Regions from separate parts of the Homo sapiens genome. Here region 2 is linked to region 1. A link is a loop called in an ENCODE intact Hi-C map of the cell type or tissue named here. Cell type or tissue: body of pancreas. All regions are shown on one strand. Each heading gives the region's core, and the rest is flanking DNA. Links, peaks and the distances in the headings are about the cores only.

Region 1 (12,531 bases), core at 3,283-5,782:
GTGAGCCGAGATGGCACCACTGCACTCCAGCCTGGGCGACAGAGCGAGACTGTGTTTCAAAAAAAAAAAAAAAAAGAAGAAGAAGAAGAATAAAATAGTCCAGTGCAATGACATATACCTGTGGTCCCAGGTACTTGGAAGGATGAGGCGAAAGAATGGAAAGAATTGCTTGATCCCAGGAGTTCAAGGCTGTAGTGAGCTATGATCATACCACTGCACTCCATCCTGGGCAACAGAGTAAGACCCTGCCCCCCCAAAAAAGTAGTCCTAAGTAATTATTGATTTAAAAGGCGGTGTAGGATAAAAGGTAAAGAAGGCCATTTCTACTGTGGGTGTACATGGACTTCAAATTCAGAGTCCACAGATAATCAAAGAAACATTTCACTTCCCTATTGCTGAAATAAAGAAACAAATAAAGAAACACACTGTATGGCTCTGTTTACATCAAATTCAGAAAAGCAAAACATCTATCATGAAAAATCTGAACAGCGTTTAACTTGGGGAAGGTATTGACTGGGAGGAGACCCCAGGGAACCTTCTGAAGTGTTGGAAATGGCCTTATATTGATCACCAGTGTATACATATGTAAACATTCTCGAGGCATCCTCTTAAAATGTGTGCCCCTTAAGTGAAGCTGCAGTTTTTAAAATTCTAAATTTAGGCTCTTCCTTTCTCTGAATGATGGTGGGCAAAGCCTTTATGGGCCTCAATTTCTTCATCTGTGAGGTTGGGTTAATAATTAGTGTCACATCATTAAATGCTGCTTAGACTACAGGTCAGACATTGATCTGCATTCTCTGACTCTAAAAGAAAAAAAAAAGGCCAAGTGTGGTGGTGCACACCTGTAGTACCAGCACTTTGGGAGGCCAAGGCAAGAGGATCACTTGAGGACAGGAGGTTGAGGCTGCAGTGAGCTTTGATCACGAGACTGCACTCCAGCCTTGGGCCACAGAGTGCGACTCCGTCTCTAAAAAAATCAATTAAGGGCTGGGCGCAGTGGCTCACGCCTGTAATCCCAGCACTTTGGGAGGCCAAGGCGGGCAGATCACAAGGTCAGGAGTTCAAGACCAGCCTGACCAACATGGTGAAACCCCATCTCTACTAAAAATACAAAAATTAGCTGGGCATGGTGGCATGTGCCTGTAATCCCAGCTACTTGGGAGGCTGAGGCAGGAGAATCGCTTGAACCTGGGAGGCGGAGGTTGCAGTGAGCTGAGAAGCCGAGATCACGCCACTGCACTTCAGCCTGGGCGACAGAGCGAGACTCTGTCTCAAAAAAAAAAAAATTTAATTAAAAATATCAAGTCATTTATCCAAAGCAACCTTGTGGGTAGGGATTATTACTGCACCTCTGTTTTACAGATCAGAAAACAGAGGCACAGAGAGGTTTGGTAACTTGTCCAAGGTTAAACAGTCAGGAAGTGAATAAAAATTTTTTAAAATCATATTTTCTGAATTTATTTGTCCCTATAATGTTAGGCAGATATAGAAAACATAAACTTATTTTCCTAAGGAACTGAAAGGCTTTTTTAAAAAGGAGGGAAAAAACACCACTGAATACAATTTAGACATCCTCATTCATATTTTCAGAACTTATCCTTCTCCTCCTCCTTCCTCTCTTTTTTTTTTTTTTTTTTTTTTTTTTTTTTAGATGGAGGTTCGCTCTTGTTATCCAGGTATCCAGGCTGGAGCGCAATAGCGCAATCTCAGCTTACCGCAAACGTCGCCTCCCAGATTCAAGCGATTCTCCTGCCTTAGCCTCCCGAGTAGCTGGGATTACAGCCATGCGCCACCACGCCTGGCTAATTTTGTATTTTTAGTAGATATGGGGTTTCTCCCTGTTGGTCAGGCTGGTCTCGAACTCCTGATCTCAGGTGGTCTGCTCACCTCAGCCTCCCAAAGTGCTGGGATTACAGGTGTGAGCCACTGCGCCCGGCTTCTTCCTCATATTCTTTTGAGACAGGGTCTCACTCTGTTGTCCAGACTGGAATGCAATGGCATGATCCTACCTCATTGCAGACTCAAACTTCTGGACTCAAGCAATCCTCCTTAGCCTCTGCCTCAGCCTCCAGAGTAGCTGGGACTACAGGTGTGCACACAACACTCAGCTAATTTTTGTATTTAAAAAAAAATTTTTAGCTATGTTCTATGGAAAGGAATCTTTGTACTTTTTATAGAGATGGGGTCTTGCTATGTTGCTCAGGCTGGTCTTGAACTCCTGGCCTCAAGCAATCCCCTTGCCTTGGCCTCCTAAAGTGCTGGGATTACAGGCATGAGCCACCATGCTCGGCCAGTGTTTGCTTCTTTAGCTACTTTATTTTCTTCCCTCTGGATGGGACTCTGAAAATTAAAAGTTAAACCAAGAGCGGCCAGGCATGGTGGCTCACGCCTGTGATCCCAGCACTTTGGGAGGCAGAAGGGGGTGGATCACCTGAGGTCAGGAGTTCGAGACCAGCCTGGCCAACATGGCGAAACCCCATCCCTACTGAAAATACAAAAATTAGCCAGGTATGGTGGTGCACATCCGTAATCTCAATCACTCAGGAGGCTGAGGCAGGAGAATTGCTTGAACCCAGGAGGCGGAGGTTGCAGTGATCCGAGATGGTGCCACTGCACTCCAATCTGGGCAACACAGCAAGACTTTGTCTCAAAAAAAAAAAAAAATATATATATATATATATATATATGAAAAGATCCTGAGCTGGGGTCTGAAACCAGGCAGCCTGCCCTGCTATTTGCCCAGCTCCTGCATAGCTCATTGTGAGGACTAAATCATGCCAATGCATAGAAACTACAATACTTCACACGGTAGCCAGTAGCCAGTTACTGTCATTCTGAGCACCCACTGTATGCCAGGCACCAGGCTGAAATACTTTATATACATGTTCCCGTTTAATCATCTATGCCACCTTACAAATAACTTCCTCATTTTACTGCTGAGAAATCTGAGTCTCAGAAAAGTTGAATGACATGCTTCAGACCATACAGTACATGACAAAATCGGTAAATGTGACCGCTGCCTTCCAAGTCTGGAGAAAAGGAGGCGAAGAGAGGGGAAGGCATGAGGGGAGGAGAGAAGGTGGGAGAGGGAAAAAGGGGAAGAGAAGGGATGAGAGTAGGAGAGGCAGAAGGAGTGAGGAGGAGTAGCACCCCTCTGCAGTTATTTTCTTTTTCTTTTTTTTTAAATTTGAGACAGAGTCTCACTCTGTCACCCAGGCTGGAGTGCAGTGACACAATCACAGCTCACTGCAGCCTCCACCTCCCGGGCTCAAGTGATCCTTCCACCTCAGCCTCCTGAGTAGCTGGGATGACAGGCGTGCACCACCACACCTGGCTAATCTGGGGAGGTTTTTTTTTCTAGAGATGGGATCTTGCTATGTTGCCCAGGCTGGTCTTCAACTCCTGGGCTCAAGCGATCCTCCTGCTTCAGCCTCCCAGAATTCTGGGATTACAGGCGTGAGCCACTGAGTGTGACCAGGGATGGTCATTTTCCTCTGCACCTGTGCTTACCCTAGACAAGAAAATGTGGAAGGGAGGAAAGTTTACAGGCCATGAGCTGGTTAGAGTCAGGCCCGAGTCTCACTGGAATCTGGACTCTCTCCTACATTTCTTCCTTTCCTTGTCGATTTCTTCTTGTTGAGAGCAAAACAGTCCAAGGCTGCACAGGCTTGTCTGAGAGAGAAAATATGAGAGGAGAAAATTGTGGTTTTGAGCAATGGCTTTAAATTTTTTTAATAGTGACCCACAAGAGATATCTTTTATTTTATTTCTTTATGTATTTATTTTTTGTTTGTTTGTTTTGTTTTTTTGAGACAGAGTCCCACTCTGTTGTCCAGGCTGGAGTGCAGTGGCACAATCTCAGCTCACTACAACCTCCACCTCCTGCGTAAATGATTCTCCTACCTCAGCCTCCCAAGTAGCTGGGATTACAGGTGCATGCTACCACGCCTGGCTAATTTTTGTATTCTTAGTAGAGACACCATATTGGCCAGGCTGGTCTGAACTCCTGACCTCAAGTGAGCTGCCCGCCTTGGCCTACCAAAGTGTTGGGATTACACACGCCTGTAATTTTTGTAAAATACAAAAAATTAGCTGGGCATGGTGGTGGGTGCCTGTAGTCCCAGCTACTTGGGAGGCTGAGGCAGGAGAATGGCATGAACCTGGGAGACAGAGCTTGCAGTGAGCCGAGATCACGCCACTGCACTCCAGCTTGGGCCACAGAGTGGGACTCTGTCTCAAAAAAAAAAAAAAAAAAGTGTTGGGATTACAGAGGTGAGCCATGGCGCCCAGCCGAGATATCTTTTATTTTGTGACTGCAGTTCATGCACCCACACGTTGAATGGAAAACCTTTGCACAACACATTCTGACTTACTATATGCAGTGCCCTGTGGAATTTTCTAGACCATTTTTCCACCAAATATTGATCATGACCCATTAAGCCAATTTCACTGCCCACTAGTGGCTAAACAAGCCAAGCGGGAAAAATCTTGGTTTGGAGAGCAGTGTTTCTCAATTTTTCTTTCATTATTGTTCCCCTAAGGAGCCCTTTTTACACTTTTTTTTCTAATCGCTGCCTATCACGAAAGTTTAATAACACAGATATATTTATGTCTATTTACATATATCTTTTCCATATTAAAAAGAGTAAGTTTTTTGCCCCCTTGGGGGCGATATTATACCAGTTGAGAAGGCATCATTGTCCTAATGCTCATTTTCTGAGCCGCCTTTATTTATTTATTTACTTATTTATTTTATTTTATTTTATTTTTTTCAGATGGAGTTTTACTCTTTTGCACAGGCTGGAGTGCAGTGGCACGATCTTGTCTCACTGCAATCTGCCCCCGCTGGGTTCAAGCGATTCTCCTGCCTCAGTCTCCCAAGGCGCCCACCACCACACCCAGCTAATTTTTGTATTTTTAGTAGAGACGGGGTTTCACCATGTTGGCCAGGCTGGTCTCAAACTCCTGACCTCAAGTGATCCACCCGCTTTGGCCTCCCAAAGTGTTGGGATTACAGGCATGAGCCACCGTGCCCTGCCTCTGATCCGCCTTTATACACATCAATCCCAACATCCAATGAGATAGGATTAGTTCCATTTTGCAAGTGATTAAGTGGAAGCTGAGAGGTTATATTAATTATTGAAGATTGAAATGGCTGGCAATTAGACTGGGAATCCAGAAACTTACCAATATCCTAACTCAGCCTCTAGCTTCTCCAAACCTTTGTTTCCCCACAAAAAAAAACCTCAGTTATGGTCAGTTATGGGTGTTTTTTGTTGTTGTTATTGTTGTTGTTGTTTTTCTCTATTTGACCTAATAAGAGCAAACATTAGGCCAGGCACAGTGGCTCACACCTGTAATCGCAATGCTTTGGGAGGCCGAGGTGGGTGGATCATGAGGTCAGGAGTTTGAGACCAGCCTGACCAACATGGTGAAAGCCCATTTCTACTAAAAATACAAAAAAAATTAGCCAGGCGTGGTGGCACACGCCTGTAATCCCAGCTACTCAGGAAGCTGAGGCAGGAGAATTGCTTGAAACTGAAAGGCAGAGGCTGCAGTGAGCCGAGATCAGACCACTGCACTCCAGCCTGGTGACAGAGTAAAACTCCGTCTCCAAAAGAAAAAAAAAGCAAACATTTATAGAGCATTTACTAGACATCCGGCAGCAATCTAAGCCCTTTATATATATTAACTAACATAATATCCACAATAATCTTAAGACAGACATACTGGGGTTTTTGTTTTGTTTTGATTTTTGAGACGGGGTCTCTCATTTTGTCTCCCTTGATGAAGTACACTGGTACGATTAGCTCACTGTAACCTCAAATTCCTGTGCTCAGGGGATCCTCCTGCCTCAGCCTCCCAAGTGGCTGGGACTACAGGCTCTCAGGCTCATCACTACCAGCTTATTTTTTAAGTTTTTCCTACAGATGGGGGTCTCGATTTGTTGCCCAGGTTGGTCTCAAACTCCTGGCCTCAAGCATTCTCCTACCTTGGCCTCCCGAAGTGCTGGGATTATAGGCACAAATCACGTGTCAGGTGAGACATACTCTCAGTCACTGTTCGGATGAGGAAATTGAGGCACAGAGAGGTTGTGTGGCTTGCTCAAGGTCATGCAGGTAGAAAGTGGCACAAGCGGGGATTTGAACCAAGTAATCTGATTTTCAGAGCACAGGTTGTGCGTTTTGTTTTGTTTTTCACCATGTATTATTTTTTGAGATGGGGTTCTCACTCTGTTGCCCAGGCTGGAATGCAGTGGTGCCATCTCAGCTTCCTGCAACCTCCATTTGCCAGGCTCAAGTGATCCTCCTGCCTCAGCCTCCTGAGTAGCTGGGACCATAGGCAAGCCACCACCATGCACGGCTAATTTTTTGTATTTTTGGTAGAGACAGGGTTTCGCCATGTTGCTCATGCTGGTCTCAAACTCCTGAGCTCCAGCAATACGCCCGATCCTCCTGCCTCGGCCTCACAAAGTGCTGGGATTATAGGTGTGAACCACCATGGTTAGCATGAGCTAACCATGTCCTTTTTTTTTTTTTTTTAACTCTGTCTCCCAAGCTAAAGTGCAGTGGTGCGATCTCAGCTCACTGCAACCTCCGCCTCCCAGGTTCAAGCGATTCTCCTGCCTCAGCCTCTGGAGTAGCTGGGATTACAAGTGTGTGCCATCACACTTGGCTAATTTTTGTATTTTTAGTAGAGATGGGGTTTCACCATGTTGCCCAGGCTGGTCTCAAACTCCCGACTTCAAGTGATCTGCCTGCCTCACACCTCCCAGAGTGCTGGGATTACAGGCATGAGCCACAGTGCTAAACTAACCATGTACTTTATTTTCTTTCATTTGAGATGAAGTTTCGCTCTTGTTGCCCAGGCTGGAGGGCAATGGTGCGATCTCGGCTCACTGCAACCTCCGCCTCCTGGGTTTAAGCTATTCTCCTGCCTCAGCCTCCCGAGTAGCTGGGATTACAGGTGCCTGCCACCACACTCGGCTAATTGTTTGTATTTTTTTTAGTAGAGACAGGGTTTCAACCTGTTGCCCAGGCTGGTCTCAAACTCCTGACCTCAGGCGATCTGCCTGCCTTGGCCTCCCAATGTGCTGGGATTACAGAAGTAAGCCACTGTGGCTACCATGTACTTTAAAAGGAAACTTTTTATCACTCTGGAAAATAGAAAACCAGTACCACCTGTGATAAACAGAAGGTAACAAAAAATATACAAAATGAAAACACATTTTATAACATTCTAGCTAGATACTATGGGCAGCTGCTCATTCTGAACTGGAGGCTGGCTCTCTCCTTGTTCAAAAAAGAAAGATCAGGCCGGGCGCAGTGGCTCAAGCCTGTAATCCCAGCACTTTGGAGGCCGGCGGGCGGCGGGGGGGTGCGGATTAACTAAGGTCAAGGGTTCGAGACCAGCCCCTGGCCAATATGGTGTAACCCCATCTCTACTAAAAATATAAAAATTAGCCGGGCGTGGTGGCATGCACCTGTAATCCCAGCTAGTCAGGAGGTTGAGGCAGAAGAATTGCTTGAACCCAGGAGGTGGAGATTTCAGTGAGCCAAGATCGTGTCACTGTACTCCAGCCTGGGCGACAAAGCAAGACTCCATCTCAAAAAAAAAAAAAAAAAAAAAAAAAAAGAACAAAAAGATAAGCACAGAGAGAAAGGTGTTAAAGGGTTTCTGGCAGCAAATTGAGAGTTTCTCCTGCAGTAATCAGAAGCGTTGAAAGGGAATTGGAAAGAGAAAGAGAGTAGCTTGTTCAGGGTGTGTGTGTGGTGTGTGTGTGATGTGTGTGGTGTGTGTGTGGTGGGGTGTGTGTGGGGTGGGTGTATGGGGTGTGTGTGTGGTGTTTGTGTGTGTTTGTGTGTGTGGTGTGTGTGTGTGTGGTTTGTGTGTGTGGTGTGCGTGGGTATGGTGTGTGTGGTGTGTGGTGTGTTTGTGTAGTGTGTGTGGTGTGTGTGTGGTGCATGTGTGGTGTGTGTGTATTTGTGTGTGTGGTATGTGTGTTTGTGTGGTGTGTATGGTGTGTGTGTGTGGTGTGTGTGGTATGTGTGGTGTGTGTGTGTGGTGTATGTGGTGTGTGTGTGGTGTATGTGGTATGTGTGTGGTGAGTGGTGTGTGTGTTTGTGTGGTGTGTGTGTGTATTTGTGTGTGGTATGTGTGTTTATGTGGTGTGTGTATGGTGTGTGTGTTGATGTGTTTGGTGTGTGTTTGTGTGTGTGTGTGTTGTGTGTGTTTGTGTGTGTGGTGTGTGTTTGTGTGTGTGTGTGTCTTCTTGCTGACATACCACCTAAAATAAACCCAAGATGGGATGCACCACATACTCTGAACCCTTGTCGGGTGGTCAATGGGTGTTCAGGACATCCCAGCAGAGGAAGGGAGACACACCAGCCTGTCCTGGCCTGGGTGTGCAGCCAGAAAGCATGGGGCCAGGCTGGGCAACACAGTGAGACCTCCTCTCTACAAAAAGTCAAAAAAATTAGCTGGGCGTGGTGCTGTGTGCCTGTAGTCCCAGCTACTTAGGAGGCTGAGGTGAGAGGATCGCTTGAGCTAGGGAGGTGGAGGCCACAGTGAGCCATGATCGCGCCACTGCACTCCAACCTGGGTGACAGAGGGAGACCCTGTCTCAAAAACAAAACAAAAACAAACAAAACATAGAGCATTAGGCAGTCCACCACGTGTGGAGGGGCAGTGCAGGGCAGGGGTATAGGAGGGCCCATCCAAGCCTCTGTGACTTTGGCCACCATCTTTCCTTCCCCTAGCCTGTCTCCCCAGGTGAGTTTCACCCCCAGGCAGTCCTTAGAGACCCGCCACCCAATTTACCCTTGGCCTTGAGTTTACCGTTCTCTGTTCTTCCAGGTTCTGCCGCCCACAGGCTGTTTCACTCATCCTCTCCACCGGGTGCCCTGCGGAGGTGTGCAAGTGTGATATCATCAAAGGCTGTGAATAAGTAAACAATAAGTGGCCAGAAGTGGCCTGTTTCCCACATGATACCCAGGGAAGGGTCCGATTCCCCCCGCCTGGGCTCTGGGGCAAGTCCTGGCTGGCGTGCCAGAGCATTTATTATTTAGTATTTTTACTTACCTGTCCCAGGTTAGGGACTGTCCCAAGCAATGCCAGTCCCACCCTCTATCTGCACACCAGAAAAAGCTGAGGGCACAGCAGGTGATTGGAGTCAGACAGCTAAGGGTCCAATCCCTTTCTTCTCACATAGACTGGCTGTGTGACCTTGGCCAAATTTCACAACCTCTCTGAGCCTCCACTGAGCACACACCAAGTCCCATTGCCAGGCCTAAGTCCTGCTTCTGCCAGTCACTAGCCTGGCATCCTTGTGCAAGGGATTCAACTCCTCTGAGCCTTGGGCTCCTCATCAATGAAACAGCAGCACCTCTACCTGGGGCTGCTGGGGTGATTAAATGAGATCTGTGTAAAGCACAGTTGCTATACACATACGCATTGTGATATTCATTAATAGTCATTCAAAATGTATATATTTAGAGATGAGATCTCGATCTGTCGTCCAGGCTGGAGTGCAGTGGCATGATCATGGCTCCCTGTAGCCTTGAACTCCTGGGCTCAACTGATCCTCCCTCTTCAGCCTCCTAAGTAGCTAGAATTACAGGCATGAGCCACCATGCCCTGCCTGTTGTGTCATCTGTCTGTCTGTCTGTCTGTCTGTCTGTCTGTCTATCTATCTATCTATCTATCTATCTAGCGCAATCTCGGCTCATTGCAACCTCTGCCCCCAGCGGTCAAGCAATCTTCCCACCTCAGCCTCCTGAGTAGCTGGGGCTACAAGCATGTGCCACCGTGCCTGGCTAATTTTTGCTTTTTGGTTTTGGGTTTTTTTCTTTTTTTGAGATGGAGTCTTCCTCTGTCACCCAGGCTGGAGTCCAGTGGTGCAATCTCAGCTCACTGCAACCTCTGCCTCCCAGGTTCAAGCAATTCTCCTGCCTCAGCTTCCTGAGTATCTGGGATTACAGGCACGTGCCGCCATGCTCGGCTAATTTTTGTATTTTTAGTAGAGACAGGGTTTTACCATGTTGGCCAGGCTGGTCACGAACTCCTGACCTCAAGTGATCCGCCTGCCTCGGCCTCCCGCAGTGCTGGGATTACAGGTGAGAGCCACCACACCCAGCCTAATTTTTGTATTTTTTGTAGAGACTGGGTATTCATCATGTTGGCCAGGCTGGTCTCAAACTCCTGACCTCAGGTGATCCACCCGCCTCAGCCTCCCAAAATGCAGGGATTACAGGTGTGAGCCACTGTACGTGGCCTATAATTTTTTTTTTTTTTGAGATAGTGTCTCACTCTGTTGCCCATGCTGGAGTGGAGTGGTGTAATCATAGCTCACTGTAGTCTCAAACTCCTGGGCTCAGCCCTGGCGTGGTGGCTCACGCCTGTAATCCCAGCCCTTTGGGAGGCCAAGGCGGGTGAATTACCTGAGGTCAGAAGTTCAAGACCAGCCTGGTCAACATGGTGAAACCCTGTCTCTACTAAATATACAAAAATTAGCTGGGCGTGGTGGCGGGTGCCTGTAATCCCAGCTACTTAGGAGACTGAGGCAGAAGAATCGCTTGAACCCAGAAGGCAGAGGTTGCAGTGAGTCAAGATCGCACAACTGCACTCCAGCCTGGGCAACAAGAGTGAAACTTCGCCTCCAAAAGAAAAAAAAAAAACCACCACCAACAACAACAAACAAAAAAACTCCTGGGCTCAAGAGATTCTTCCACCTCAGCTTCCCAAGTAGTTGGACCATAAATACACATGAAAATTAGAAAACATGCATGTCTAATTTTTCTTTTTTTTTTGTAGAGATGGAGTTCACTATGTTTCTGAGGCTGGTCTTGAACTCCTGGGCTCAACCGATCCTTTCACCTCAGCTTCCCAAAGTGCTGGGGGATTGCAGGCATGAACCACTGCACCTGGCTATATATTTTAATGAGCCTTCATTCTATGCCATGTGCCTTGCATACATTTTCTCAAATAATCACAGAAAGCCCTGCCAGTCCCTGAGGGTTATCCCCACTTTCCACATGAGTACAACTGAGGCTCAGTGAGGTCAATTGACTTGTCCAGGGTTGCACAGATATACTGTGGCAGAACTAGAATTCAAATCCAGATCTTTCCTGGTTCTAAAGGCTTTTTTTTTTTCTCGCCCAGGCTGGAGTTCAGTGACATGATCTCAACTCACTGCAACCTCTGCCCTCTGCCTCCCCAGTTCAAGTGATTCTCCTGCCTCAGCCTCCCGAGTAGCTGAGATTACAGGCATGCACCACCACGCCCAGCTATTTTTTTTTCTTTTTGGGGGCGGAGTCTCTGTCTGTCACCCAGGCTGGAGTGCAGTGGTGCGATCTTGGCTCACTGCAACCTTCACCTCATGGGTTCCAGCAATTCTCCTGTCTCAGCCTCCCAAGTAGCTTGGATTATAGGCACCTGCCACCATGCCCAGCTAATTTTTGTATTTTTAGTAGAGATGGGGTTTTGCCATGCTAGCCAAGCTGATCTCAAACTCCTGACCTCAGGTGGTCCGCCTGCCTTGGCCTCCCAAAGTGCTGGGATTACAGGCGTGAGCCACTGCACTGGCCTAAAGGTTTTTTTCGTTTTGTTTCCAACTGGGCCATTATTATTTCCAACCTATAAGATGGAAGTAATTGTTTCTGCCACTCGTGCCTCCTGTAAGGATTAAGTAAGATAAAGTCTGTGGAGAGGCCTCTGTTGACACCAGCTCTAGCTCAGCACTGCTTCTTTATTCCCCCAGGGTAATTACCTAAACACAAGCCTTTCATTTTATACTAAGGAGGCTGGTGAACCTCTTCTTAATCTCTGGGAGATGATATCGTTGGATGTCCATTGGAGGCAGCTGAAAGTATTAGATCAGAATCAGAACTGCCAGGTCCCTTCCCACGTCCAAGCCTGCTGAAGCTTCTTTCATCTTCTGGGAACTCTGCATCTCTGATCTCCCACCCACCCCACGATTATTGGAAGTATACAATCCTGTCTGCCCTTTCCTAGGGGAAGTGCGGAACTACATATGATACATCTGACATCTCCAGCTTCCAACTTCGGGAGAGGAGACTTTGCGGTTAGCTGGCTATTGTGAAGTCAGTTTTTCTCTGCCCCCAGCAAATGTTGTGATGTGGATAGAAGTGGGGCCTCGGCACAGCCAGGCGCAGTAGCTCACATCTGTAACCCAGCACTTTGGGAGGCCGACGTGGACAAATCACAAGGTCAGGAGTTTAAGACTAGCCTGGCCAACATGGTGAAACCCTGTCTCTACTAAAAATACAAAAATTAGCCGGGCATGGTGGCATGCGTCTGTAATCCCAGCTATTTGGGAGGCTGAGATAGGAGAATCACTCAACTTGGGAGGCAGAGGTTGCAGTGCGCTGAGATCGCACCACTGCACTCTAGCGTGGGCAACAGAGCAAGACTCCATCTCAAAAAAAAAAAAAAAGAGAAAGAAAAGAAATGGGGCCTTGGCAAAGTGGGGTGCATACATCATCCCTTGTCTTGGCTTGCCTGGCAACACAC
Region 2 (12,531 bases), core at 4,991-7,490, 590 kb after region 1:
CCTTCCTCTGGAATTGTGGCCAACGTGTGTTTAGCGGCCAGTGCACACTGCTGATAAGCAGCTTCTGGGAGTGCCATTTGATGTTGCAGGTCTGAATAAGGGCCATTACCCAACAGCATATCCTCTGTAATGTCCCTGTGTCCAGCAGCACGATTCTGTCTAGCCTGGTCTGCACACAGTTCTTGCCAATTTAAATTCCATGTCAGGTATGAACTAGCAGACAAACAAGTGCAGGCCAAATGCTTTACATCAAAGGGTGGAAGGCGCATAGCACCAAATACAGATTCTAGCAATCCTAAAGTAAATGGGCTCTGTACTCCATTATTCAGTACATGAGCTTTTAATTCCTTCAACAACTTAAACTCTAGTGGGGTGTGTTCATGAATAAACTGCTGTGGATTATTTGGATCCAGCCTTATAGAAATAGGAAAAGCACAAGGTTCGAAGGGCTCTCCAGCTATGGCAGCAGAGCGTAGAATTCTTTGTTTTGGGGTCTCTATTTCTGTTACTGAAGGAGACAGTACACGTGTGTCCACTACTGGAGGGGGCGGTACAGGCCAATTTTCATCCTCCCTCTCCTGTTTATTATTTCAATGGGCGCTGTTGGAGGGACAAAAGATTCTTTTGAAATTTGAGATTCAGAACATGGCTCCTGCTGTCCGGCAGAATAAGAAGGAGACAATGGCAGGAGGACAGTATGGAATAAAGTCAAAACAGAAGGATCAACTTTAAGACCTTTTTGATAAGCCTGTTTTAATCCTTCCCCTACACTGTCCCAATTTTCCGCATCGAGATGCCTGTCTGTGGAAACCATGGGTTATGCATAACAACCTCCTGCAGCAGCTTAGTGTTTGAGAACTAACCTGAGCACCAGATTGTTTAAGTAAAACTTTAAGCAACTGCACATAATGTTGCTCCTCAGTTGACAAATTCTGCCCCACGTTACCCTGATTCACAAACTTCCCACTCCCAGTATCTCTTTAGGGCACTGACCTTATATCCTCTGCCAGCAGATTTGTCCTGGGGTTTCTCACTCATCTGGTCAGTTTCAGTTTCTCTGCTCCAGCAGATCTTCTTCCTTCACGTCCCTGATTAGGCACCACTTGTGGCTGTTGGTTTGGGACTGAATGAAGGAGGACAAACGCAGAAATGAAGACAAAGACAAAAGGATCTGTTTTAAGGAAGGGGTCAGGGGGCTCCTTGCTTCTAGGGAATAAGGGCCCTGAGCTTCTACAGCCCTTCGTATTTATTAGGTAGAATCGACAGGGAGGACGAGGCAACGGTTGATCAGCTGCTTGATTTATCACAGGCTCACATAATTGCTTTCTTTATACAACAGGCTCCAGATGTTCCTATAGATAACCACAAAGAACACTTCACCTACGGCATGACCATCCTCAGCATTCCTTCTGGCGGCAGATGCAGTTGTCAGCTTGCCCACATCCTGCATCCATGAGAACAGTTTGCTGTTTGCTCATATAGCCTCCAGTGGTATACTGAGTTGGTCACAACCCTCATTCTTTCGGCCTCCAACACACAAACATGGGGACGGTCACCAGAGTGGATTTCCTGGTATTGGACCAACAGTGAGATGGAGGCAAAGAGCTGCCCACGGTCAAGACATGCCTACGGCTTCTCCCTCATGTGTGTGCCTGTGGGTGGCCAGAGCCCCACTTGTTCGAACACAGTGGCCACTCTGGGGGCAGCAGCAGGGTGTCTCATCTCTGTGGATGAATGAGCGGATGCTGGAGCAGACCCTTGCTTTGAGGGGGTGGGCAGTTACAGGGAAGGGCTGCTCCAGCAAGTGGATTTGGAGGGGCTGCCCAGGAAGAGGAGGGAGCCAAAGCCACTGGAGCCTGAGTGCACTGTCACCTCATGGTTGAGGAGCCCCCAGGCCATGTCTGGCCACAGGCCCTGCAGATAGGGCCTTTGGCTTCTCCAGGGGTCCTGCTACTTGTGACATACTGACCACTTCCTCACACAGGCCACATTCAGTTTCTTGACCCCCATTTCTTTTTTTTAAGACAGAGTCTTGCTCTGTCGCCCAGGCTGGAGTGCAGTGGCGTGATCTCGGCTCACTGCAAGCTCCGCCTCCCAGGTTCACGCCATTCTCCTGCCTCAGCCTCCCCAGTAGCTGGGACTACAGGTGCCCGCCACAAGGCCGGCTAATTTTCTGTATTTTTAGTAGAGACGGGGTTTCACCGTGCTAGCCAGGATGGACTCGATCTCCTGACCTCGTGATCTGCCCGTCTCGGCCTCCCAAAGTGCTGAGATTACAGGCGTGAGCCACCGCGCCCGGCCATTGACCCCCATTTATTTATTATTTGTTTGTTTGGTTGTTGTTTCTATTTTTTCCTTTGCATTTTTTTAAGTTTATTTTTTAATTCTCTTCTTTTTTCTTGTTTCGCTTTTGGCCATCATTTCTTCCTTCTGTTCTTTCTTATTCTTGTTTTGCAGAGACAAGATAATTGGAACTAAGAATTATAAGGTGGTCTGGGCATGGCAGCTCAACTTACTGGAACCCTGGAATTGGAGACCATCCCGGCCAACCTGGTGAAACCCCGTCTCTACTAAAAATACAAAAATCAGCCTGGCAGCCAGGCGCGGTGGCTCACGCCTGTAATCCCAGCACTTTGGGAGGCTGAGGCGGGTGGATCACGAATTCAGGAGATCAAGACCATCCTGGCTAACATGGTGAAACCCCGTCTCCACTAAAAATATTTTTAAAAATAGCCAGGCATGGTGGCAGGCGCCTGTAGTCCCAGCTACTCGGGAGGCTGAGGCAGGAGAATGGTGTGAACCCAGGAGGCGGAGCTTGTAGTGAGTGGAGATCACGCCACTGCACTCCAGCCTAGGGTACAGAGCGAGACTCCATCTCAAAAAAAAAAAAAAGAAATCAGCCCAGCATGGTGGCGGGTGCCTATAATCCCAGCTACTTGGGAGGCTGAGGCAGGAGAATCCCTTGAACCCGGGAGATGGAAGTTGCAGTGAGCTGAGAACATGCCACTGCACTCCAGCCTGGGTGACAGAGCAAGACTCTGTCTCGAAAAAAAAAAAAAAAGACCAGGCGCGGTGGCTCACGCCTGTAAACCTAGCACTTTGGGAGGCTGAGGCGGGTGAATCACCTGAGGTCAGGAGTTCGAGACCAGCATGGTGAAACTCCATGTCTACTAAAAATACAAAAAAATTAGCAGGGCATGGTGGCACACACCTGTAATCCCAACTACTCGGGAGGCTGAGGAAGGAGAGTTACTTGAACCCGGGAGGTGGAGGTTGCAGTGAGCTGAGATGGCACCACTGTACTCCAGCCTGTGCAATGGGAGTGAGACGCCATCTCAAAAAAAAAAAAAAAAAAAAAAGGCCGGGCGTGGTGGCTCACGCTTGTAATCCTAGCACTTTGGGAGGCCGAGGTGGGCGGATCACGAGGTCAGGAGTTCGAGACCAGCCTGACCAACATGGTAAAACCCTGCCTTTACTAAAAATATAGAAAAATTAGCCAGGCGTGGTGGTAATCGCATCTACTCAGGAGGCTGAGGCAGGAGAATCGCTTGAACCCAGGAGGCGGAAGTTGCAGTGAGCCGAGATTGTGCCACTGCACTCCAGCCTAGGCAACAGAGTGAGACTCTGGTCTCAAAACAAACGAACAAACAAAAACGTAAATGTGGGCATTGCCATGGAAACAGATTTCTCAAAAAACTGATATCTCAACAGAACCCCAGAAACAGCTGTTTCCATCCTAAATGCCAAGTCACCAAATTATTTACATACAGAAAGTTCTGGGAAGCTTCTAATGTCAAGCTACGCCATGAGAAATAAGGGCAGGCCCACAAACCTGGCTCGGTGAACTCTGGCCCCTCTGAGGCCAGCCAGGAGGAGCACACAGATCTTCTAAGCTTAGGGTATTCAAAGCCAAAATTCAGGCTAGTCACAGTGGCTCACACCTTAATCCTAGCACTTTGGGAGGCTGAGGCAGTGGATTGCTTGAGGCCAGGGGTTCAAGACCAGCCTAGCCAACATGGCGAAATCCCATGTCTACTAAAAATATAAAAATTAGCCAGGTGTGGTGGCACACGTCTGTAATTCCAGCTACTCAGGAGGCTGAGGCAGAAGAATTGCATGAGCCTGGGACACAAAGGTTGCAGGGAGCCGAGATGGCGCTACTGCACTTCCATGCCCACTCCAGCTTGCATGTCTCAGAAAAAAAAAAAAAAAGGAAGAAAGAAGGAAAAAAGAATAAGGCCTACTTTAAGAGATACCAAGTGAAATTTAGAAGACAACAAGAGGGTAAAACCACATTACTATGCTCGGAAATGCTTGGTGATAAAGGATAAAAATAAATACAACACATCCAAATACAGGATGATCGTGTGTGCAACAAACAGAGATATCATTTGTCAGATTGCTTATGCCTGTGTAGAAGGGAATATGATAGGCCGGGCATGGTAGCTCATGCCTGTAATCCCAACACTTTGGGAGGCCAAGGTGGGCAGATCACGAGGTCAGGAGTTTGAGACCAGCCTGACTAACATGGTGAAACTCCGTTTCTACTAAAAATATAAAAATTAGCCAGGCATGGTGGCGTGTGCCTGTAATCCCAGCTACTCAGGAGGCTGAGGCAGGAGAATCACTTGAACCCAGGAGGTAGAGGTTGCAGTGAGCCGAGATCGCACCACTGCACTCCAGCCTGAGCGACAGAGCAAGACTCCATCTCAAAAATATAAAAAATAAAGCAATAGGGCGTGGTGGCGTGCGCCTGTATTCCCAGCTACTCAGGAGGCTGAGAGGGATCACTTGAGCCCAAAGGTTTGAGGCTACAATGGGCTATGACTGTGCCACTGCATTCCAGCCTGGGCAACTAAGGGAGACCCTGTCTCTCAAATAAAACAAACAAACAAATTAATAAAGCAATTGTTTTCAGCAGGGATGATTAGGGTGAGGCTGTGGTCAATATTCAAAAATATATACTTTCCTCACCTTCATTATAATGGCAACTATTAGAAACATCAAGCCAGGTACCGTGGCTCATGCCTGTAATCCCAACACTTTGGGAGGCCGAGGCGGGCGGATCACAAGGTCAGGAGTTTGAGACTGGCCTGGCCAACATGGTGAAACCCCGTCTCTACTAAAAATACAAAAATTAGCCGGGCGTGGTGGCCGGCACCTGTAATCCCAGCTACTCAGGAGGCTGAGTTAGGAGAATTGCTCGAACCCGGGAGGTGGAGGTTGCAGTGAGCCGAGATCACACCACTGCACTCCAGCCTCGGTGACAGAGCAAGACTCCGTCTTAAAAAAAAAAAAAAAGAACTATTAACACTCAGAAATAAGTGCTGATGATAATGTGGAGAAATTGAAACTCTTGTGCACTGTTGATGGGAATGCAAAAATGGTGCAGCTATTGTGGAAAACAATATAGTAGTTTCTCAAAAAAGTAAAAGCAGAAACACAGAATTACGATATGATCTGGCAATTCCAGGTACTAGGCAAAAGAATTGAAAGTAGAGTCTCAGCCAGGCACGGTGGCTCATGCCTGTAATCCCATCATTTGGGAGGCCAAGATGGGCGGAGCACGAGGTCAGGAGATCGAGACCATCCTGGCTAACATGGTGAAACCCCGTCTCTACTAAAAATACAAAAAATTAGCCGATCGTGGTGGCGGGCGCCTATAGTCCCAGCTACTTGGGAGGCTGAGGCAAGAGAATGGCGTGAACCCGGGAGGCGGAGCTTGCAGTGAGCCGAGATCGCGCTACTGCACTCCAGCCTGAGAGACAGAGCGAGACTCTGTCTCAAAAAAAAAAAAAAAAAAAAAATTAGCTGGGCGTGGTGGTGCGCACCTGTAGTCCCAGCTACTCGGGAGACTGAGGCAGGAGAATCGCTTGAACCTGGGAGGTGGAGGTTGCAGTGAGCCGAAATCGGGCCACCGCACTCCAGCCTGGGCGACAGAGGGAAACTCCGTCTCAATAAAAAAAAGAAAAAAGAAAACGATTGTCTTTGCTTTACTCTTTCCTCGGTGCTTCTCCTCCACCCAAAGGAACAGATTGTCTTTTTACTCCTAGAGGCGTACAGCGGACCCTCATTCCATAATTCACCCCCTTTACAGGCTATGAGGCACAGGAAATGGAATAGGTTCATTCGTAGTTCAGAGGGAAGAGGTCAGGCCTTGGAATCAGAACCTCCTTTGAACCCTGGCTCCACCTGGCGGCAGCTGTTGGAAGTAAGCAAGTGAGGGGTTCATCTGTGAAGCTGGGATCATGCTACCTATTTCACAGAAATGTCATGTGAGATTTAAATGCATTACCTGTGTCAAGTATGGGGTCTATGGTAGGCAGTTATTTCCAAAGGGTTATCTGAGGGAGATAGAGCTTGGCCAACAAGAAGGCTGCTTCCTAGTATGTTCTGCTATCTCTAAGCAGTGAGACACACTACAGTATACATTCTTGGAGAAGCCTTGAAGGTTGATGATCATGTTCTTGGGATGCAGCGGCCGTGGTGACCAACATAATAAGCCTCAGCATTCGCATTGTAATTGAGCTCATTCAAGCAAAGCTATCTTCAGTAGGGACTGTCCCGTCTAGAGAGCATGCACATTTTCATTTTACCCGTCCTCAAACTGATCCTTTCCTCATTATAATAGTAAAAACACACCCCTGGGTGGAGATTTAAGATGCTGAATGACGAGGAATGAACAAGCATGTACAGCTACTGTGCATGTGCACCCAGAGGACCACCCAGAACAAGCTTACTAGTGACACCTCTTCCCATCCCCTTATGAATAATCGTGTAAGACTCCCATAAAGGGACTCTTCCTAGTGTCAGTCTTTGCTGTCTCATCCTTACCAGCAGCCCGCCCAGAATCCTCACGCTCTCAGGATGTCCTGTCTATTCTGCACCTAACTTTTTTTTTTCTTTGAGACAGAGTCTCGCTCTGTCACCCAGGCTGGAGTGCAGAGATGCGATCTCACCTCACTACAACCTCCGCATCCCGGGCTCAAGCAATCCTCCCACCTCAGCCTCCCGAGTATCTGGGACTACAGGTGTGTGCCACCACACACAGCTAATTTTTCTATTCTTAGTAGAAACGGGTTGCCCAGGCTGTGGCATCTAACTTACAAAATATTTTTTCTTTTGCAATAAATTACTATATGCTACACTTTTTTTGTTGTGTCTCTTGTCTAAATTCTTTTAAACCAAGAAGAACAGATATCACAACAGCCATCAATAGAAGTACAGTCAGCTTCAGTGTTCCATTCCTTGGCTATTAGGGTATCTCCCATTTCCATCACTCTCTCAGGCTGATTCATTTAGACTTCTAGAAGATATTACCCTCAATCTGGATAAAAAAACTGAGATCCCAACTCGTGCTACTGTGTGTGTGTGTGTGCGTGCATGTGTGTGTGTGAGAGAGAGAGACAGAGACAGACACAGGGTCTCACTCCATCGCTAGGCTGCAGTGTAGTGGTGCAATCACAGTTCACTGCAGCCTCGACTTCCTAGGGTCAAGTGATCCTCCCACCTCAGCCTACCAAGGAGCTAGGACTACAGGCATGCACCACCATGCCCGGCTAATTTTTGCATTTTTTGTAGGGACCTGGTTTCATCATGTTGCCCAGGCTGGTCTCGAACTTCAGGGCTCAAGTGATCCTCCTGCCTCAGCCTCCCAATCCCTGGGATTAAGGCATGAGCCACCGTGCCCGGCCCATTCTAATCTTTTTAAATGACTGGCACAGGAAACACTGATCTTCACCTTGGAGGGATTCCAGGCATGGACTGACCTTCACAACTCTCCCACTCCAACCAAAAGCAATGTACCTAAAGCTTCAAACACTTAAAGTCATCTTTGGGCCCCTTTCCAAAGAGCTTATGTTTCCTTGAGAATTCCCATTTACAAAGCAAACTTAACCTCTGCTCCTCACTGGCAAGAGAGCCTTTCTGCTTTAATTTCCAAGGATAATAATTTCTCCCTCTTAGGGTTGTCACGAAGATTAAGTGTGATAATTAAAGGGACCCTCTTTAAAAAGAATGTGGTACAAGACCTGAGTTCAGTTATATGCTAAACAAAATATAGCTTTCCTCCCTACCTGTACTTTGCAGCCCTCTCTCTCTGTATCATTCACAGGGAAAGGGGTGAGTGAAGAAAAGATTTTAGTTGTGTTACATTTATTTATTTATTTATTTATTTATTTATTTATTTATTTAGAGGCAGAATCTCACTCTGTCGCCCCGGCTGGAGTGCAGTGGTGGGATCTCGGCTCACTGCAACCTCCGCTTCCCAGCTTCAAGTGATTCTCCTGTCTCAGCTTCCTGAGTAGCTGGGACTACAGGTGCATGCCAACACGCCCAGCTACTTTTTGTATTTTTAGTAGAGATGGAGTTTCGCCATGTTGGTCAGGCTGGTCTCGAACTCCTGACATCAGGTGATCTGCCCATCTCGGCCTCCCAAAGTGCTGAGATTACAGGCGTGAGCCACCGTGCCTGGCCAGTTGTGTTACTTTTAGAAACCCATTGATATACAAATAAATAAACAAAAAAGAAGAAGGAAATAGAAACCCACTGTTATATTCCTCAAGCCTGGAAGAAGCCTGGTGCCACCTGGAATCTAAGAGAATGGAAATGCCTAGAAAAGGTACTGAAATTGCCCCAGACAGTTTCTGTAGTGGGAGATCTTTGCAAATGATAGGCCCTGAGAAGTCTGACTTGAGGCATACAAGGGTTCTCTTGTCTCAACAGGATCTTTTGGAACCTTCCTTCTCCTTGGGATCCCCAACTTCGGATACCACAGATCTCAGCTTTTTTTGTCCCATCCAAGAGACAAGGTGGTTGGCCAGGCATGGTAGCTCACACCTATAATCCCAGCACTCTGAGAAGCTGAGGCAGGCAGATCACAAGGTCAGGAGTTCGAGACCAGCCTGGCCAATATGGTGAAATCCCGTCTCTGCTAAAAATACAAAAATTAGCTAGGTGTGGTGGCAGGAGCCTATAGTCTCAACTACTTGGGAGGCTGACGCAGGAGAATCGCTTGAACCTGGGAGGCGGAGGTTGCAGTGAGCCGAGATCGCCCCATTGCATTCCAGCCTGGGCAACAGAGCAAGACTCTGTCTCAAAAAAAATTAAAAAAATTTAAAAGGTGGTTTGGACCTCTTAGATCCTGAGGGAGAAGAAATTAGGCAGAGCAGGTGTAGGAGACCCAGAGGAAGTCCCTGGTGGAAGAGGGGAACAACTCTGACAGGTCCTCAACTAGGAAGTTGGGGATACTTATCGAACTTTTTTTTCCTTCTTAAGAGCCAGGGTTTCACTCTGTTGCCCAGGCTGAAGTGCAATGGCATGATCATAGCTCTCTGTAACCTCAAATTCCTGGGCTCCAGCCATTCTCCTATCTTGGCTCCCCAAAGTGCAAGGATTACAGGCCCGAGCCAACACACCCAGCCAAAACTCTAAAATTTAAACCTTTATTTTAGCCTCAAGCAAGTATTCTGGACCTAGAGACACTGAATTGAAAGAAAACCCTCATTAGGAACTAGGCCTCATTATCTTGCCTTATGTATTATTTTTCTCTTGTAACAATATTGTGAGTATAATAATTATATTGTAATGTATTACTGTGTTAAAAGCATCAGTTTCTTAAATGCAAACACTAAAAATATATAGCTATTTTTGTATTCCTCTTTTGCTTTTGTTGTGTATGGACATGGGGTCTCACTGTGTCACTAGGCTGGGGTGCAATGGTGCAATCACAGCTCACTACAGCCTCAAACTCCTGGGCTCAAGAGATCCTCCCGCCTCAGCCACCTGAGGAGCTAGGACCACAGGCGCCCGCCACCATGCCCAGCTATTTTTTTTTTTTTTCATTTTTGTTTTGTTTTGTTTTGTTTTATTTTTTGAGATGGAGTCTCGCTCTGTCGCCTAGGCTGGAGTACAGTGGCGCAATTTCAGTTCACTGCAACTTCCACCTCCCAGGTTCAAGCGATTCTTCTGCCTCAGCCTGTGGGATTAGAGGCTCCCATGACCATGCCTAGCTAATTTTTGTATTTTTAGTAGAAACAGGGTTTCACCATGTTGGCCAGGCTGGTCTCCAACTCCTGGCCTCAAGTGATCTGCCTGCCTGAGCCTCCCAAAGTGCTGGGATTAGAGGCATGAGCCACCGTGCCCAGCCTCGTTTGGTTTTTTATTTTTTAAATGTTTGGTTTTTTTATTTTTTTATTTTTTTTGAGACAAAGTCTCGCTCTGTCGCCCGGGCTGGAGTGCAATGGCATGATCTCGGCTCACTGCAACCTCCACCTCCCGAGTTCAAGGGATTCTCCTGTCTCAGCCTCCCAAGTAGCTGGGATTACAGGCATCCACTGCCACGCTGGGCTAATTTTTTTGTATTTTTAGTAGAGAAAAGGTTTTTACCATGTTGGCCAGGCTGGTTTCAAACTCCTGACCTCAAGTGATCCGCCCGCCTTGGCCTCCCAAACTGCTGGGATTACAGGTGTGAGCCACCGCGCCCAGCAATATTTTATTTGCTTTTGTTTTTGTTTTTTTGAGACAGAGTTTCACTCTTGTTGCCCCAGCTGGAGTGCAATGGCACGATCTTGGCTGGCTGCAACCTCCACCTCCTGGGTTCAAGCGATTCTCCTGCCTCAGCCTCCTGAATCTCTGGTATTACAGGCGCCTGCCACCACGCCCAGCTAATTTTTGTTATTGTTAGTAGAGACGGGATTTCGCCATGTTGGCCAGGCTGGTCTCGAACTCCTGACTTCAGGTGATCCACCTGCCTTCACCTCCCAAAGTGCTGGGATTACAGGCGTGAGCTGCTGCGCCTGGTGTGTTTGAGTTTATACTGGGTAGGGAGTCATGGTTAACGCCTATAATCTCACCCAGAGTCTGAGATGGGAGGCTCCGTTGAGTCCTGGAGTTCGAAACCCCGTCACTACAAAAAAATATATATAAAGAAAAAAAAATTAAGCGGGCGCGGTGTGGCACCTGTGGTCCCAGCAACTCGGGAGGCTGAGGTGGGAGGATCACTTGAGCCAGGGAAGTCGAGGCTGCAGTGAGCCAAGATCACGCCGCTGCATTCTAGAATGGGCGACAGCCTAAAAAAAGTCAGCCTTAACAATAACAAAAAAGACAATGGCTAGGGCCCCTCCCAACCTTTCATGCCCTACCCGGAGCCCCTGCGCGGCCCTTACATTTAAAAGCCCCTTTGGGAGGCTGAGGTTGGCGGATCACTGGAAGTCAGGGGTTCAAGACCAGCCTGGCCAATATGGTGAAATCCCGTCTCTACTTAAAATACAAAAATTAGCCTGGCGTGGTGGCGGGAGCCTGTAATCGCAGTTACCCTGGAGGCTGAGGCAGGAGAATTGCTTGAACCCGAGAGACGGAAGTTGCACTGAGCCGAGATCGCGCCACTGCACTCCAGCCTGGGTGACAGGGCGAGACAACGTCTCAAAAAAAAAAAAAAAAAGCCCTAAAGGACCACTCTTGGATCTGATCCTGAGAAAGTCCCTTAGAAAACATGGCGACGCCAGCCTCACCACCTGTTTCCAAAAGCAGTGTGACGCCCTTCGCTCCCTTAGTCAAGCTAATCTTACTAAATAAGGAACAAGCTTCCCCTGAGGCTTGCCCTTCAGCGCACTGGCACTGCCCACCCGAACGGGCGTCACGGATCCTGGTCAGTCTCTAGGATCGCGCTCGCTGATAGGACGCTTCTGGTCGAACGTCCAAACAAGGTGTGCGGTGATTGGGCCGCGGAGGGCGGGGCGTTTGAACGGCGCGTGCGTGGGAGTTCCCCAGGCCGGCGTCATTAGGATCCTGGTGGGCGGTGGGACTTGGGTTCAAAGAAGACCAAGCAGGCAGACGTGTTCGGGGGCCCGCGGGTTCCGAGACTGGAGACTGGACCTTTGGCTGTCCCCACGTGCATTCTAGGTCAACGGTGCGGTGGCAGAACCCTGGGGCTCTCCCCCGCGGAACTCGGCCCTGGCCGAGGCCCCAACCACGCTAGTAGGAGGAGGCCGAGCATCCCTCCTCGAAATCGCGAAATCCCGGCCCGACAATGTAGCCACGGAGTCGAAAGCCGCGTGCGAACTTGGCACTCACAAAGCCTAGATAACCGTCTATTTTCTCCTGTAAAATAGGAGGGATGGACCCCCACAGATCATTGTAAAAGGTTCTTACAAAGAAAAATCCTCCTGGACTGGGCACGGTGGCTCACGCCTGTAATCCCAGCACTTTGAGCGGATCACACTTCGAGACCAACCTGACCAACATGGAGAAACCCCGTCTCTACTAAATTAGCCGGGCGTAGTGGCGCATGCCTGTAATCCCAGCTACTCTGGAGGCTGAGGCAGGAGAATCGCTTTAACCCGGGAGGCAGAGGTTGTGGTGAGCCGAGATCGCGCCATTGCACTCCAGCCTGGGCAACAAGAGCGGAATTCTGTCTCAAAAAAAAAAAAGAGAGAAAAGAAAAATCCTGGAAGTCAAGTAAAAATGTGTGAAGGTGTTTTATAAAATATGAAATATCTAGAATACACAAATCTATAGAAGGACTCGGGGAAA

The links. A loop is a pair of places that touch in the nucleus more often than their neighbours do. Peaks named below come from ENCODE experiments on the same cell type or tissue, not always from the same donor. Only the 100,000 strongest peaks of a DNase experiment are listed, where the experiment ranks them.
Region 2: it touches region 1 in a loop (2.9-fold over the local background); 7 of 110 quality-filtered maps call a loop at or near these places.

What each region holds. Positions count from the first base shown.
Region 1 is chr16:30,037,485-30,050,015 of GRCh38, forward strand. It overlaps a transcript of TLCD3B not described here. Among named protein-coding and RNA genes, the nearest start is that of TLCD3B, 12 kb to the left of the region's middle. RefSeq lists a silencer at 11,161-11,361. In body of pancreas, for the core only: a CTCF peak has its summit at 4,674; no DNase peak of the experiment used is centred there.
Region 2 is chr16:30,622,747-30,635,277 of GRCh38, forward strand. No RefSeq gene overlaps it. Among named protein-coding and RNA genes, the nearest start is that of ZNF689, 19 kb to the left of the region's middle. RefSeq lists enhancers at 10,720-11,671, 11,672-12,531. In body of pancreas, for the core only: a CTCF peak has its summit at 6,183 (motif pointing left); a DNase peak (open chromatin) is centred at 6,175; H3K27ac peaks cover 321 bases.